Regions from separate parts of the Homo sapiens genome. Here region 2 is linked to region 1. Evidence: read pairs that join two places in POLR2A ChIA-PET (ENCODE). Cell type or tissue: GM12878. All regions are shown on one strand.

Region 1 (2,500 bases):
CTGTACAACGTATACACCAAAGAAAATAATTTTATTCTCAGCATTTAGCAAAAAGAAAAAGAAAAAAAAAAGACTCCTATTTACTCTTCAAGCTCCCACGCCCATATACTATATTTTGGGGCAGCCGCCATTTAGCTTGAGGTCTGGCAATACATTAGAAAACAGTCAGCTCAATTTGAAAGCTGGTTCCCTTCCCCCTGTAAGGATTATGTTAAATCTGGTACTAAAAAAAAAGCTAAAAATATTTAACTACTATTTATCTCTGGAAAAATGTGTAATGAATTATATTGATATTTTATCAGTCATTGAATTGAAATATTAAGCATATGAATATAGGCATATAGATATTTTGGCAGCTCTTTATTTAAAAGGTACCTTGAGAAGTTAGTAACCTCTTGCTTTCAAAATTATCCCAGTCTGACCTATCTTATTTTCATTTACCTTTAGGTAAAAAGATTACAAAAGCTTTGGCAACTACTTTCCTCTTTTCCTTCCTTCCCTCCTTCCTTCCTTCCTTCCTTCCTTTCTTTCTTTCTCAGAGACTCACTCTCACTGAGGCTGGAGTGTAGACACGTGATCATAGCTCACTGCAGCCTTGAATTCCTGAGCTCAAACGATCCTTCTGCCTCAGCCTCCTGAGTAGCTGGGACTATAGGCGTGTACCACCATGCCTGGCTAATCTTTTTGTTTTTTGTAGATATGGGTGTCTTGCTATGTTGCTAATGCTGGTTTTGAACTCCTGGCTTCCAGCCACCCTCCCACTTCAGCTTCCCAAAGCGCTGGGACTACATGCATGAGCCACCATACCTGGCCTTACTGTTTTCTTAATAACACATTTTTTAAAAATTGTAGTAAAGTAAGCATAACATAAAATTTACCATCTTAACCATTTTTAAGTGTACAATTCAGTGGTATCAGGGTAATGAGTTAGAGAGTCTTCTCTTCTCCTCAATTTTTGAAAAAGATTGAGAAAGATTGGTGGTAATTCCTCATTAAATGTTTGGTAGAATTCACCAGGTCCCTGGCTTTTCATCTGGGGGAGATTTTTAATTACTGATCAATCTCCTTACCAGTTAAAGGTCTATTTAGGTTTTCTATTTCTTCATGATTTAGTCTTGGTAGTTTTCTTATTTCTAGGAACTTGTACATTTCCTCTAGGTTATCGAATTGCTTACAGTAATATCTTAGAATCATTTTTATTTCTGTAGAATTGGTAGTAATGTCTCTACTTTCATTTCTGATTTTAGTAACTTGAGTCTTTTTTTTTCTTAGCCCACCAAGCTAAAGGTTTGTTGATTTTATCTTTTCAAAAAACCAACTTGGTTTCATTGATTTTCTGTATTATTTTTCTATCCTCTGGTTTTATTTCCCACTGCTCCAATCTTTATTTCCTTCCTTCTGGTAGTTTTAGGTTGAGTTTGTTCTTCTTTTTCTAGTTCCTCAAACTGTAAAGTTAGGTTGTTATTTTGAGATCTTTCTTCTTCTTGCAAGTATAGCTGTAAATTTCCCCCTTTGCACTGCTTTCTCTGTGTCCCATAATTTTGGTATGTTGTTTCATTTTCATTTGTCTCTAAGTATTTTCTCTTTCCCTTGTGAATTTTTGTTTTATCATTGCTTGTTTAACAGTGTGTTATTTAATTTCCACAAATTTGTGAACTTTCTAGTTGTCCTTCTGTTATTAATTTCTAACATTATCTTGTGGTCAGACAGATGTTTGTATATCTACCTTTTAAAATCTATTAGGACTTACTTAGCAGCCTAACAGATGGTCCTGGAAAATGCCCCAAGTGCACTTGAGAAGAATGTGTATCCTGCTGTTGTTGGGTAGAATGTTCTGTATGCCCATTGGATCCAGTTGGTTTACTGTACGTTCAAGTCCTCTGTTTTCTTACTTATCTTCTGTCTGGTTGCTCTAACCATTACTGAGAGTGAGATGTTGAAGTCTCCAACTATTATCATAGACTGTCTTTTTCTCCTTTCAATCATATATTTCGATTATCTGTTATTAGGTACATAAATATGTATAATTTTTATATCTTGCTGTATTGAACCTTTTATTAATATATAATGTCCTTCTTTGTCTCTTGTAAGCATGTTTTGATTTAAAGTCTATTTTGTCTGATACTAGTTTAGCCACTCTTGCTCTTTTTTGGTTACTATTTGTGTGAAATACCCTTTCCATCCTTTCATTTTCAACCTATTTGTGTCTTTGCAGCTAGAGTGAGTCTCTTGTAGATACCATATAGTTGGATCATGGTTTCTTAAAATCCAGTCTACCAATCTCTGTTTTTTGATTAGAGGGGTCAATACATTTACATTTAAAGTAATTATTTGTAAGATACTTCTGTAATTTTGCTACTATTTTCTACTACATGTCTTATAGCTTTTTTGTCTCTCATTTCCTGCATTACTGTCTTGTTTTGTTTGGTTGATTTTTTGTAGTGACATGTTTAAATTCCTTTCTCATTTCTTTTTGTTAAATAGCTATATATTTGATTGC
Region 2 (2,500 bases), 75 kb after region 1:
CCATGCCGATGAAGTTGATAGGTCTTCCTAGGAAGCAGTAATCAGCCTACCACCTCTTTCTCAGACATCATTAGGTAAATGCTGAATGGCATTAGCGTTTAGTTTTTACCAACCTAGGAGAAATGGAAATATAATTTCATACATCATTACTAAAATGGGTGATCAAAGCTCACTGTAGCGTTGAACTCCTGGCCTCAAGCAATCCTCCCACCTCAGCCTCCCAAATACCTGGGACCATAGTCACATGCCACCACGTCCAGCTAATTTTATTTATGTTTTTAGTAGAGATGGAGTTTCTCTATGTTGCCCAGAGTGATCTGAAACTCCTGGGCTCAAGTGATCCTCTTGCCTAGACTCCCAAAGGGCTGAGGTTACAGGCATGAGCCACTGCGCCTGGTCTACAGTTTATTTTTGATGACACATAAGAATCACTAATATTCATTTAACACTTATAATGTATGGGGCATTATGATAAGCTTTTTATATACATTATTTCATTTAATTCTTACAAGAACCCTCTAAGGTAAGTACAATTATTATCCCCATTTTATAAGGCAACGAAGTTGAGTCTTAGAGAAGTCATGTAATTTGCTCAAGGTCACAACTAATAAGCAATGATCTAACCCAGTAATTTTGCAACATGGCCTACAACACACTCACATTAATGAGTATGTACTTTTCTTTAACTTTGAAAAGTTAAAGAGTTAGACACTCCAGAGGCCAAAAACAAGTCATTTAATCCAATAAAACAGTTGGCAGCACTGACAGAGTTCATTTGGTCTTAATCTCACACTCAGGACACTGTTGGGAAGATGGGGCCTGCAGAGTAACCAGGTCATGTTTGTCTACACGGTCTTTGAAAATCAAATCAAAATTTTCAGGATTCTCACATATTGCATGATTCCATTCATATGAGATGTTCAAAATGGGCAAATCAAGAAAGAAAGAAAGAGAAAGAAAGAAAGAAAGAAAGAAAGAAAGAAAGAAAGAAAGAAAGAAAGAAAGAAAGAAAGAAAGAAAGGAAGGAAGGAAGGAAGGAAAGAAAGAAAGGAAAGAAAGGAAAGAAAGAAAGAAAGAAAGAAAGAAAGAAAGAAAGAAAGAAAGAAAGAAAGAAAGAAAGAAAGAAAGAAAGAGAAAAAGAAAAAGAAAAAGAAAGAAAGCTGCCTAGAGCTAGGGGAGGAAAAGAGAGAGGTAGGGAGGATGGGTACAAAGTCTCCTTTTGGAGTGATGAAAATGTTTAAAAAATGGACTATAGTTATGGTCACACAACTCTGTAGATATTCAAAAAACCAATGAATTGTATACTTTAAAGGGCTTAACTTGATGATCTGTAAATTATACAATATCAATAAAGCTGTTAAAAAACGATTTCCAGAGCTCAGTATCAAGTGTTCTCTAGTCACTCCATGAGGCTGCCGTCTTCCAGAACAAACATAGTAACCAGATGTGTGTAAAGTAAGCTTGTACCCAAGAACAAAATGTTCCAACAACAATGATGAGAGTAATGAGCATGCTGGTGAAGTTGGTAGGTCTTCCTAGGAAGCAGTTATCAGCCTACCGCCTCTTTTTCAAACATCATTAGGTAAGTTCTGAATGGTGTTAGCTTTGAGTTTTTACCAACCTAGGAGAAATGGAAATAAAATTTCATTCATCATTACTAAAGTGTGTGAAAACGAGCAGAATATTATAAAGAGCAGCAGAGGGGGAATCAAAGGACCCCAAAAGCTTCCATTCGAATCTACTACGACCTTGTAGACTTGAGGACTCAATCATTTTGGGCTTCAGTGACTTGATCTGTAAAATGAGGAAGGGGAAGTATGAAGTCAGCTACTCTAAGGTTTTCTTCTGTCTTCAGCATTCCAGTCAAATCGTCCCTTCTAAGGATTGTCTTGGTATGCTGACTTGTCCCTTTCATCACATCATCAACTGCGTTTAGACCAAAGAATTGTTATCCAGACATCTGGACATATTGAAAATCTCTCAAAGAATCTTTCCTGGACTGATGTTTCAGGTATTTACATGAACTTCCTCCGTATCCTTTATTAAATACACTATCTACCTTATAGTTTAATTAGCTATAAAAACCTAACTGAAATTTTAAGCTTGACACAGAAAAGTCAAAAAGGTGTTTCCTAACATGATGTATAAGGGCAGCAATATAATTGTTCTCCAAAGTAAAATGATTCTGTCCTTTATAAAAATTCATTTTACCTCAACTCTAACCTGTCACTTCTAATCAATTTTAATTTTTATTATAAAAATGATAAATTCTCATCTAAGAAAACCTTAAATATATACAAATTTGAGGAAATTAAAATCAGTTTTAGAGCCAATACCTTAAATAGATTAAGAGTAATGTTAGTCTACTATTTCTACTATTATATGTTGGTATAGTCTCACTTTTTTCTCCATGAATAGTTTTTCCCTTTTTTAAAATGAATATAAAGTAATCATGTTTAAAATACCAATATGTAGAAAAGTATAAGAAGAAAATATAAAT

Evidence for each region. ChIA-PET counts read pairs that join two places held together with the same protein. Peaks named below come from ENCODE experiments on the same cell type or tissue, not always from the same donor. Only the 100,000 strongest peaks of a DNase experiment are listed, where the experiment ranks them.
Region 2: POLR2A ChIA-PET joins it to region 1 with 6 read pairs; 6 of 35 experiments call an interaction of 5 or more read pairs at or near these places.

What each region holds. Positions count from the first base shown.
Region 1 is chr3:171,688,989-171,691,488 of GRCh38, forward strand. The region is part of intron 13 of PLD1 (phospholipase D1); the gene reads right to left. Among named protein-coding and RNA genes, the nearest start is that of PLD1, 120 kb to the right of the region's middle. In GM12878, no CTCF peak of the experiment used is centred here; a DNase peak (open chromatin) is centred at 1,503; H3K27ac peaks cover 476 bases.
Region 2 is chr3:171,763,875-171,766,374 of GRCh38, forward strand. All of the region lies in intron 1 of PLD1 (phospholipase D1), which reads right to left. Among named protein-coding and RNA genes, the nearest start is that of PLD1, 45 kb to the right of the region's middle. In GM12878, no CTCF peak of the experiment used is centred here; no DNase peak of the experiment used is centred here.